Linked DNA regions of Homo sapiens: all the other regions are linked to region 1. Evidence: chromatin contacts called from ENCODE Hi-C or POLR2A ChIA-PET data. All regions are on one chromosome and are shown on one strand. Each heading gives the region's core, a stretch centred on a gene start or an enhancer-like site at or near the end of the contact. The rest is flanking DNA. Distances are from core to core; before and after follow the strand shown. Region 1 overlaps USP7 (ubiquitin specific peptidase 7). Region 2 overlaps ABAT (4-aminobutyrate aminotransferase). Region 3 has its middle 14 kb from the start of HAPSTR1.

What was found. A loop is a pair of places that touch in the nucleus more often than their neighbours do. ChIA-PET counts read pairs that join two places held with the same protein, here RNA polymerase II (POLR2A). Pooled maps may share reads with other maps.
Region 2: a pooled map shows a loop between it and region 1 (1.9-fold over the local background). The contact joins two enhancer-like sites. A Hi-C loop is called at or near these places in 2 of 168 maps with a recorded cell type or tissue (PC-9 and heart right ventricle), 1 of 37 single-sample maps with no recorded cell type and 8 of 50 pooled maps. POLR2A ChIA-PET finds 5 or more read pairs at or near these places in 1 of 52 experiments (Panc1).
Region 3: a map with no recorded cell type shows a loop between it and region 1 (6-fold over the local background). The contact joins two enhancer-like sites. A Hi-C loop is called at or near these places in 4 of 37 single-sample maps with no recorded cell type and 7 of 50 pooled maps. POLR2A ChIA-PET finds 5 or more read pairs at or near these places in 3 of 52 experiments (CD8-positive, alpha-beta memory T cell, activated CD4-positive, alpha-beta memory T cell and activated T-cell).

What each region holds. Positions count from the first base shown.
Region 1 is chr16:8,890,314-8,894,143 of GRCh38, forward strand. USP7 (ubiquitin specific peptidase 7) reads right to left here. Exons shown (of 31, transcript NM_003470.3): 31 at 1,784-3,791. The coding sequence ends at 3,685. Among named protein-coding and RNA genes, the nearest start is that of LITAFD, 9.9 kb to the left of the region's middle. RefSeq lists enhancers at 1,185-1,454, 1,515-1,664, 1,735-1,794, 1,845-2,074. Within about 2 kb of position 2,143, at least 11 of the 41 ENCODE cell types and tissues checked have a DNase peak (open chromatin) inside an H3K27ac peak, as active enhancers do.
Region 2 is chr16:8,677,305-8,681,134 of GRCh38, forward strand. All of the region lies in intron 1 of ABAT (4-aminobutyrate aminotransferase), which reads left to right. Among named protein-coding and RNA genes, the nearest start is that of ABAT, 4.6 kb to the left of the region's middle. Within about 2 kb of position 2,052, at least 4 of the 41 ENCODE cell types and tissues checked have a DNase peak (open chromatin) inside an H3K27ac peak, as active enhancers do.
Region 3 is chr16:9,075,813-9,079,642 of GRCh38, forward strand. No RefSeq gene overlaps it. Among named protein-coding and RNA genes, the nearest start is that of HAPSTR1, 14 kb to the right of the region's middle. RefSeq lists an enhancer at 1,347-1,436. Within about 2 kb of position 1,744, at least 9 of the 41 ENCODE cell types and tissues checked have a DNase peak (open chromatin) inside an H3K27ac peak, as active enhancers do.

The DNA of each region.
Region 1 (3,830 bases), core at 893-3,392:
GACGCAGGGATGGGGAAGTCTGTCCTTAACTGTTCTCACGCAGAAAACCAATGTCCCGAAGGCTTTAGGGAGTAGGCCATAAAGAACGCCCACTCCAACGCCTGTGCTTCACGCAGCACTCAACAGCCCTCGAGTTAGTCACTGTAACTCCCGAGGTGGGGAATGTTTTGTTAGAACTGCATACCCAGTAAGGAAGACATCAGCCACATGTGCAAATTAGAATAAAATTAAAATTCAACCCCCTCTGCCACTTAAGCCACATTTCAAGTGCTTTATAGCCACAGGTGGCCAGAAGCTCCACCGCGACAAAGTTCTGATGAACACGACTGGGTGAGGACAGGGTGGTAGCAAGGCTGGCCGGAAACACTACCCATTACTCCCTCACACAAAAGTCTTAGGGATGTAGTCCAATGGGGTTGGCAAGGTCTGGTTGTTATCTTGACTCCCCTCCTCCCCAGGGGACCTACCTACACCACTAGGAGGTAGTGACTCGGCTATCTAATCTGAAGCTCTCTTGGCCCAAGAGGCCCTTATAGCAAGCCATGAAGACAGATCATTTCCCTGCAATCCAGGGTTGGTAAACCTACAAAAGGGGTTTTTAAAAACAAAGCTTTGTGGGGACAGCCTCGCCACTCAATTGTTGTCTGTGGCTGCGTTCATGCTATGTTGGCAGAGCTGAGAGTCCCAACAGAGACCATCACACAATACCTACTCTGGCCTTTTACAGAAAGTTTACCAACTCTGACCCTAGCCTAAGCCCAAACCACAAGAGAGATGTCTTACTTACACACCTCACCTTAGTAATTCAAGGAACCTTCAGGTGCTATGGCTTTGAGACGGAGTCTCCCTCACGCTGTCACCCAGGCTGGAGTGCAGTGGCACGATCTCAGCTCACTGCAACCTCTGCCTCCTGGGTTCAAGTGATTCTCTGGCCTCAGCCTCCCGAGCAGCTGGGACTGCAGGTGTCTACCACCATGCCCGGCTAATTTTTGCGTTTTCAGTAGAGACAAGGTTTCACCATGCTGGCCAAGCTGGTCTTGAACTCCTGACCTCAAGTGATCCACCGATCTCAAGCCTCCCAAAGTGCTGGGATTACAGGTGTGAGCCACCGCATCCGGCCCAGGTGCTATAGGTTTTATCGCATTTGCTTTAACTGTGAAGGTGGTTTCAGAGTTAAGACTTTAAACTACTCACAATTTCCATCCCTGGCACCATAAACATTTGCCTCACAGCAAATGAGTGATGTTATGTATGACGCCAAATGTCCTTGCCGTCTGGTGAAAGAGAAGCTGGGTCAGGGCCTCCATCAGGAAGCGATGGTGTCTAGACGTGGCTTCTCGCCCTGTCAAGGCACCCACGTTGCAGGGGACTCTGCCAGGTCCCATAGTGTCTCCCTTGGGCTTTGCTCACAGCACGAGCCACCGCGCCTGGCTGCTCTTCTCATTTTGAAACAAGACTGCTTCAGCTCGCTGCTCTTGTGTGTGAGGGCGTGGGAAGGGCCACTGTGACCGCAGGCCCTTGCTGTCACGCAGTGGTTTTCAGGGCTCCCCGCTGTGAAGACTCCGAATGCTGTCAACAGATGGCATCCACACCCCACAGAGGGAGAGGACACAATAGTCCCAGGGGTTACAGTGAGGCCGGAGAAGGGGAGTTCATTTTTCTTTCTTTAAAATTTCAGCTTGTCTCCCCAGAACCAGTTTAACAAACTCAAACTCCTGACACTGTAACTGCGAGTGAGTGGAAAAGGGAACGCGGCAGATGACGGAAACATTACAACACGTTCTTTGGAAAAAGAGTCATTTAATACCTTAAGGGAGAGTAGGAACTTTCAGTTACCTAAGACTACAGCCAACCCCCAGCCCAGAACAAAAACAAGACACCTTAATGTTTGTTCAAAGACAAACCCACAGCGAACGGCTCTCGCACCCCTGCTCTAACTCCTCTTTCTGGGGGAGGAAGGAGGGAAGGGCCAGGTCCGCGGGGACCCTCACTCCCTGCTTTCTATCACACGGGTCACAAGGCAGCTCTCAGAGCAGAAGGCACACACACTGCAGTGGAAGTTGAGAAAGGAAGTCACTCCAAGGTACACACTGGCCCAAAGACCAGGAAACCGTGCCACGGAGCTGGAAGGCAAGGCCGATGGGACGGTGCAAGGACCACGCCCACGATAGCGCCTGCCGCCCCGAAGGGCCTCGTGACACATCAGGTCACATCTCCAGTCACCTTATTTGTACACAGTTCTCTCCTGGAAAACCTTTCATTTCTTAAGAGTAAATGTGACTAGTTAGAGGCTAAAAAAAAAAAAAAAAAAAAAAAGAAACAAGAGACCCTGCCCCCGCAAAACGGAATTAGAAGGAAAAGTACATCTCAGTGAAACCTTGTTACAAATGCCAAGGTTTCCCAGGCCTGTTTCCAGGGAGAGTAGAAATCTTCCTCCACTTCCACGTAACTCACTGAATTATAATTTTTATAGAAAATTTTATTCAACATACAACATTTTCCAGCAAAAAGGCAATATACAGGAAGAGTTGGTGTACACTGCTCCCACAGAAACAACCCAAAAAATACCGGAAAAGGATGAAAAATAAGAGTGATTTGCTGATTCTATTTTACTGCACTCAAAACTAGACACGCAGCTGGCATTAGCTCCAAAATAAAAGGAAACGGGGCTGGGACCGAAATAAAACTACACACAATGAATATCAACATCAGTGAAATTCACTTGCAGACTCACCCAACAAAAAGGAACCTCCTCCCAGTGGCAAATTGTACATGTTCATTCATTAAATATACAATTCATTTTTCCTTTTTTTTTCATTTTTAACTTTTTTACAAAGTCGACAGCTTACTAACCACTAGTGAGCATGCCCTCTTGCTAAAAGGCTTTCTTGTCGTCTGTTCCACTTTAACGAAATTCTATTTATAATCCTTTCACCTGCTCGTATGAACTGTTGAGATCGTAAGTCTGCCAAGGCAGCAGAGTAAACCTTAATTGAATTTAACAATGTTCTTGATTTAATAAAAAGACCCCCACAATGTCTGTCCGGACTGTATTCAGTGCATCCACTTTGCAAAGGGGCTGCAGACAGTAGTGGCTGACGAGGTGAGACAAGTTTATTAAAAAGCCCCCAGGCAGCTGGAGGAGGAGAACCCGAGGAAGGGCCGACAATGCACACAATGAAGGGAAGAGCGCTATTTATTAGGTTGTGAGTTTCTCTGTTTTGCCTTAACAGATGCACAAAAGGTCATTGAAAGTATAACTGAAGGAAATAGGTCAGACGAGCCTAAACACAAGACTTGCTAGCTGCAGGGCTGGTGCACGGGACCCCAGGAAGGCAGCCGAGCCACTCGTGCCCACTAGGGACAGCCCAGAGACCTTGAGCCAGGGACCCCCGATCCACTAACCTCTTCTCCCCCATTGCGCTGACAGTTGCCTTGCACTGTGGTTACCATAAAATAACTCTCATTGGCATCCAAGCTTTATAAAAACATCTTCATTTTGCTCAAAAAGGGCAGTCAATAGATACAGAGAAGCCAAACTGAACAGCCTCAATAAAATAAAATTAACACCAGCAGCGAATCCTCTTGCTGAAGACTTCGGCTAGAGGGCACGTGCACCAAAGTTCTAGGCTGTTAAGGGGCCACCCACACACCGTCCTCGCCTTGAACACACCAGCTTGGAAATCAGTTATGGATTTTAATGGCCTTTTCAAGGTAAGTGTAGCGACTCCTCTTTGGGGCTTTGTTGAAGTGGTCGAGCCCTAGCCAAGGCCGAGGATGAGACATATTACCTGGTGGGGATGAAGAAAAGCAAGTGAGGCCACAGAGCA
Region 2 (3,830 bases), core at 802-3,301, 210 kb before region 1:
GATAATCTGCCAGGGCCAAGGTGCCTGGGGACAAGGGGATGTCTTCCTAGAGAGACAGTGTAGTATGTGGAATGGACCACAGACCCTGAAGCCAGATGGAGTAGAGAGTTGGCCACTGGTAGTGGCTGTCTATGGAAACTTAGGCAAGTCATTCATGTCTCTGAACCTCAGTTCCTCGTCTTTGAATGAGGTTTGTTGGGGTTGGACATCAGAAAAGAGACAGGTCTAGATGAGGGGTTCTCATTTTGGGCACTGTTGACAGTTGGGTCAGAGGATTCTTTGTTGTGGGACTCCCCTGTGTATTGTAGGATATTCAGCAGCGCCTCTGGTCTCTACCCACTAGATGCCAGTGACACTCCCTACCCCATGAGTCATGTCCATCAGAAATGTCTGCAGACATTGCCAGATGTGCCCTGGGGAGCAAAATCATCCTTTTCCTTCGCTATTGAGAACTGCTGGTCTAATACATGGCCTTAAACATAGTTGATACTTAATATAAAACAGCTTCCTAGCTGAGGCGGGTGGATGGCTTGAGCCCAGGAGTTTGAGACCAGCGTGGGCAACATGGCAAAACCCCATCTCTGTAAAATACAGGAAAAAAAAAATCAGCTGGTCATGGTGGCATGCGCCTGTAGTCCTAGCAACCTGGGAGGCTGAGGTGGGGGGATTGCTTGAGCCCGGGGAGGTCGAAGCTGCAGTGAGCCATGATCACACCACTGCATTCCAGCCTGGGTGACAGAGTGAGACACTGTCTCCAAAAAAAAACAAAATAAAAACCAAAAACAGCTTCTTTCTTGCACAAGCTCCTCGTTTTGGTTTCTGTGTAATGAGGAGAAGGAGATGTGTCTAGCTGTGGAGCCTTCCAATATTAATAACAATTTTTAATTTCTCACATTTACACAAGACTTTCTTGTCTGGTTTTTGTTTTTCTCTTTAGTAGAGACAGAGTCGGGTGGTCTCTAACTCCTAGGCTTAAGCGATCCTCCCGCCTTGGCTTCCCAAAGCACTGGGGTTACAAGTGTGAGTTACAACCAAAGCGCTGGGGTTACAAGTGTGAGTTACAGGAATAAGCCACAGCACCCAACCTACACAGGACCTTATCATCTCCAAAGCACTGTTGTGTCTATGACACTGTTTCTCACTCTACAGATAAGCAAACTAAGCCTCACAAAGGTTAAAAGACTTGTCTAAGACCATCACCCGCTTCTCCACCAGGCATCAGAGAAACATCCATGCCAGAAATTGTTTGAGAAACAACTGAGTTCTGGGCCTTCTTCAGATTAGTTATCAGGGTCTTTCGAAACTTCAATGGCATGCTCTTTGGTCCAGCAATCCCACTTTGAAAAATCTCACACAGAAATGCTCACACTTGCACTGACATAACATAAAAATGTCCATGGCAGAGCTTGCAACACTGGTATGGGAAGGGATTACAGTATATGCATTCATGTGGGAGAATGAGTAGATTTTAGATGAATGAGGTGGATCCACATTCCTGACCTTGAAAGGTTCCTGAGTCATATTATTTAGTGAAAAAGATAAAGTCACAGAATCAACATAGCCAGTATGATCCTATTTTTTTTTAAATGTAAATATGCATGAACATGGATAGTTAGGGAAGTGGGGAATTAAAAGGACCTAGATAGTATGTATGTATGAGAACATATTCCTGGGGGAAGAAGAAGAAAATAAATCTCCGCCAGCTTCCCATGCATTAAAAATGAGCAAAGTGGGCTGGCCACCTTGTCTCACGTCTGCGATCCCAGCACTTTGGGAGGCTGAGGCGGCAGAATCACTTGAGCCCAGGAGTTTGAGGCTGCAGTGAGTTGTGAGTGAGCCACTGCACTCCAACCTGGGCAACAAAGGGACACTGTAAATAATTAATCATAAGATAAAAATTAAAATGAATAGAGCACAACCCACAGAGGTTGAGAGACTTGCTAACACCAGAAGTTGCCAGTGGTGAAATTCAGCTTTGAGTTTGCTGATAGTTACGGGGCCAAGAGACAGGAATCTGAGGCTCATCTCAGCAGGCCAAGCCTCCTTCCTTACTGTGGGGAAATTCCTTCTCTGAGCACCTAGAGGGATCCTGGTGTCAGACTGACCTCACCTGAATCAGGCTTCCACCCACGTGATGACCTCAGGCCAGCCACTTTAACTCTCAGTGCCTCATTTCTCTAACTTTAAAATAGCTAAAAGGCAAAGGAAAAAACATGAAAGCCAAAAAAAAAAAAAAAGGTAGAAGGAGGAGGCAATAGTAGAACCTCTCTCATTGGGCCGCTGTGAGGATTACATAAAACCATGTGTTCCGACCCCCAGTACTTAGTAGGTGCTTAATTAACACGAGCCCTGGTCTCTCCTGCCTTTTTCTCTGCTTGCCTGCTCCTTGCCAGGATGCAGAAGACAAAAGCCTCAGAAAGGACAGTGGGGGCTCCTGAGGCCCCAAGAATGCTTAGCAGGCTGAATCAGTTGTCCTCACTTCTTCACTTTGCCCTCTGATCCACCATGACCACTCTGCTGCAGGAGCTTTTAACAGAAAGCCTGGGAGAGCATTCTGAGGGGGTCTGTGCTATAGCTCTTCCTCCCTGGGGTCTAACCATCCTTGCTTTCTCTAGACACTCCACACATTAAACTGTCTTGCCCGTTGCAGGGATGGGATGGCATCATGTGGCCTCTAATTACACATCCCTTCAATAATAAGATTGACTCTCCAAGGGCAAGTTTTCCTCCTCCTTCAAAAGCTATCTCACATTGCGTCTTTTACAGGTAGTCTTCCCCGACCCTCCCCCACCTCCAGCCAGGAAAACCATTTCTCCTCCTCCCAACTCCTGTCATCCACATCCTAGACTTCCTGGGTCTGCCACATCCTATTCTTCCTGGGTCCATCACATCCTAGATTTCTTGGGTCCATCACTGTTTGCTGGATTTCTTCCCAATCCATAATTGCCTGGAAGCAGCCATCACATCCATCACATTTATTCTTGTGTCTTAAATGCATAGCACACTTCCCTATGCACACAGTAGATATTCAAGGAGCATTGACTGAATGCAGAAAAGTATTTTTTAAATTGGGGTAAAATACACATAACATGAAATTGACCATTTTCATCATTTTATTTTTATGTATTTTTTTGGGGGGCAGGGGGAATCTTGCTCTGTCACCCAGGCTGGAGTGCAGTGGTGTGATCTCGGCTTACTGCAACCTCTGCCTCCTGGGTTCAGGCAATTCTGACTCAGCCTCCCAAGTAGCTGGGATTACATGTGTGGGCCACAACCACGCCCGGCTAATTTTTTTGTATTTTTAGTAGAGACGGGGTTTCACCATGTTGGCCAGGCTGGTCTTGAACTACTGACCTCAAGTGATCCGCCTGCCTCGGCTTCCCAAAGTGCTGGGATTACTGGCATGAGCCACTGCGCCCGACCTCCATTTTTTGATTATTATCATTGGGGTCACTGTGGCAGGTGTGAAGCAATACCACATTGTGGTTTTGATTTGCATTTCCCTAATGACTGATGGCATTGAGCATCTTATGTGTTTGTTGCTTATTTGTATATTATCTTCAGAGAAATGTCTACTCAAGTTCTTTGCCCATTTTTGAATTGAGTTGTCTTTTTGTCTTTTTGTTCTTGAGCTGTAAGAGTTCTTCTTTTCTCTTTTTCTTTTTCTTTTTATTTATCTATTTTTTTTTTTGAGACAGAGTCTCACCCTGTCTGTCACCCAAGCTGGAGTGCAGTGGCATGATCATAGCTTACTGCAGCCTTGACTTCCCAAGCTCAAACAATCCTTCTGCCTCAGTCTTCCAAGTAACTGGCACAACAGGTGCCACCAC
Region 3 (3,830 bases), core at 494-2,993, 190 kb after region 1:
TGAAGTGCTGGTAAATGTTTAACAACTGACTGTGCAAAGAAAATCCCTGATTTATAGAGTAGCATTTGCCAATTTCTATGGTGTAAATACTCCCACCATGGCTGATTTCAAGCTACCTTGTGATGTCACTGAAGGAGGAGCAGAATAGAGACATGCACAGCTGCCTATCCAAGCCCATGGGAGCTGGTGCTAGCACAACAGTGGAAATACTTCTGTCAATATAAAAGACTGAAAGGTGGCTGGGGCAGTGGCTCAAGCCTGTAATCCCAGCACGTTGGGAGGCCAAGGCAGGCATATCGCCTGAGGTAGGAGTTCGAGATCAGTCTGGCCAACGTGGAGAAACCCTGTCTCTAATAAAATACAAAAATTAGCTGGGTGTCGTGGCACACACCTGTAATCCCAGCTGAGGCAGGAGAATCGCTTGAACCCGGGAGGCGGAGGTTGCAGTGAGCTGAGATCATGCCACTGCACTCCAGCCTGGGTGACACAGCAAAACTTCGTCTCAAAAAATAAAATAATAAAAGACTGGAAGGAAAACTGCTAAAATTCGAATGGAGAGCAGTGGGATTAGATACATAGTGGAAACCACCGCCGGGTGTGGTGGCCCACGACTGTAAACCCAGCACTTCGGGAGACCCAGGTGGGCAGATAGCCTGAGTGTAGGAGTTTGAGAACAACCTGGCAACATAGCAAGACCTCATCTTTACAGAAAATAAGAAATGAACCAGGCATTGTTTGCATTCCTGTGGTCCCAGCTATGCAGGAGGCTGAAGTGGGAAGATCACATGAGCACGGGAGGTCGAGGCTGCAGTGAGCTGAGATCATGCCACTGCACACCAACCTGGGTGAGACCCTCTCTTAAAAAAGAAAGAAACAAAGTGAAAAATAAGAAAGAAAAAAAAGGAAACCATTGAGTTGGGCAAGGTGACTCATGCCTGTAATCCCAGCACTTTGGGAGGCCAAGACAGGAGGATGGCTTGAGGTGGAAGTTTGAGTCCAGCCTGGGTAACATAGGGAGACCCCACATCTACAGAAAATTAAAACAAAAAATTAGCTGGGTATGGTGGCGCAAGTCTGTCATCCTAGGACTCTGGAGGCTAAGGCAGGAGGATTGCTTGACCCCAGGGGTTCAAGGCTGCAGTGAGCTATGATTGCTCCACTGCACTACAGCCTGGGTGACACAGTGAGACCCTGTCTCAAAAATAAACAAATAAATTAAATTAATTAATTAATTAATGCAGACTCCCAGACCTCCAGAACCAAAGTCTGTATTTGAATACGAGAGCCTGTGTTACTGCTATTTTTGTACACCGGTTGTGGTCAGAGAGTGTAGCTCTATCATATAGATGTCTTGGCTCGTCAAGAAGCTGGTCCTCATGTGATACCTGGGTTGGCCCATGAATCTGAGTCTTTTTGTTTTCAGAGCCATGCCACTTTTAGAACACAGTTTCAGGAAAATTGGGGAACTGTTTAGTCATCAGAAGCAAGAGACCTGAGACACAGTCTATAGGTGGCACCTTCCTCCATGGCACTGTCATCGTGCTGAATGAAGCACATCTCCAGCCCAGGGTCTGCCTCCAATCCAGGCTCAGAGAACCACCCACAGAGTGGCCACAAGTCGGGCAAGGCCACAGGCAGTCTTTCTGAAAATGCATTTAATTGCCTGTGATTCAGCCCTCAGATAGCAGAGTCAGGATGAGCGATCACATTCTTATCCTGAGTACTATCTGATAACCGGCAGCAACTTGCAGCTACTGTTCTAGGCTGAGGACCAGCTTCAGAAGGGACACGAGGCTGTAATGGAGAAAAGGTGCATAAACACAGTGGGTAAAAGCAAGATGAAAGTAAAAATGAGGAACAACCGCAGATCTCAAACTACAAAACATCACATGTATTGAGAAATCTGCAAATTGCCAAGAGCTTGTCGGTTAATAGAGTTAAACTACGTAAAATACTTAAAGAGATTTATCTGAGCCAAATATGAGTGACCATGACCCATAACAGCCCTTAGGAGGTCATGAGAACATGTGCCCAAGGTGGTTGGGCTGCAGCTTGGTTTTATATATTTTAGGGAGGAATGAAACATCCATCAAATACATTTAAGGAATACATTGAGTTGTTCCAGAAAGGTGGGACAATTTGAAGTTGGGGGGGGAGGGGCTTTCAGGCTATAGGTAAATTTAAACATTTTCTGGTTGACAACTGGTTGAGTTTTTGTCTAAGGACTTGGTATCAATAGAAAGGAAATGTTCAGCTTAAGATAAAAGATTGTGGGCTGGGCACGGTGGCTCACGCCTGTAATCCCAGCACTTTGGGAGGCTGCGGCAGGCAGATAACCTGAGGTCAAGAGTTTGAGACCAGTCTGGCCAACATGGTGAAACCCCATCTCTACTAAAAATACAAAAATTAGCCAGGCATGGTTGTGTGCGCCTGTACTCCCAGCTACTTGGAAGACTGAGGAGGGAGAATCGCTTGAACCCGGGAGGCGGAGGTTGCAGTGAGCCGAGATCGAGCCACTGCACTCCAGCCTGGGCAACAAAGTAAGACTCCACCTCAAAGGAAAAAATAAAATAAAATAAAATAAAAACAGATCGTGGAGACCAAGGTTCTTTTCAAGTCTCATAGCAGCTGCCCTTAGAAACAATAGATGACACACGTTTCCTTTTCAGAAACTTTAAAAGGTGCTAGACTCTCACTTACTCTATTCAGAATTGGAGGGGCCTGGAAGGAAAACGTCTAGCTATGTTAATAGGGATTCTTTACAGATGTGAATTTTCCCTCAACAAAGGACTGGTTGCAGGGCCATTTCAAAATGTTACAAAGAAACATGTTTTGGGGGTAAAATATTTTGATTTTCTTCCTTGCATCCTCATGTTATGCCAGAGTCAGGCTGAAAAGTAAGTCAAGACATATATAGGGTTAAATAAAACCCATCTGATGAGAATTTACGGTTTGTAGGGCATGACTCCCCAGACCCCTTAGATAGGAATTTGGGCAAGATAAAAAAAAAATCAGAATTTAGTTCTCAAGCTTTACATATTATAAGGATGAATAAATTGTGTTTAGTTCGTACAGAGACATGACCACAGTTGCTTATATAAACTAGAGGTTTATTTTTCTCTACTTAAAAAAGTCTGGAATTAGGTAGTCCAGGGATGTTGACAAATTCATCACGCACTTCCTCCTTTCTTCTCCACCATTCTTAGCACATGGCTTCCTTTCTTAAGGTTACTTCATGGTCAAAGATGGCTGCTGCAGCCCTCAACGTTTTGCTTGTGTTCCCGGCAGCGGGAAGAAGGAAGTAGCAAGAGCCAGAGGCAAGCTAAGTCATTTCCCTTTAAATAGCTTTCCTGGAAACCCCACCCAATGACTTCCTCTTATTATTTCATCATCCTCCCTTAGCTGCAAGGGAGGCTGGGAAGTGTAGTCCTTAAGATGGGCACATTGCTCACTTGAATAAAATTCAGACTCTGCTAGCAAAGAATAATGGGGGAATGGATATTAGGAAGGGAGCTAGTGGACTCCATTATGCATACATTATCCCATTACATGCTCACTGTTGAGACACCCTTAGGAAAATCTAGTATTTCCTCCATTAGGAAAATCTACTATTCTCCATTAGGTTAAAAATTTAAAGAAAAAAACTAAATTAAAAAAAATTTTTAACATTTTTTTTATAGAGGCGGGGGTCTCACCATGTTGCCCAGGCTGGTCTTTAACTCTTGGGCTCAAGTGATCCTCCCACCTTGGCCTCCCAAAGCAGTGGGATTATAGGCATGAGCCATCACGTCTGGCCTACTTAGCACTTCCGGGTAAAAGTTTTTCTGTTT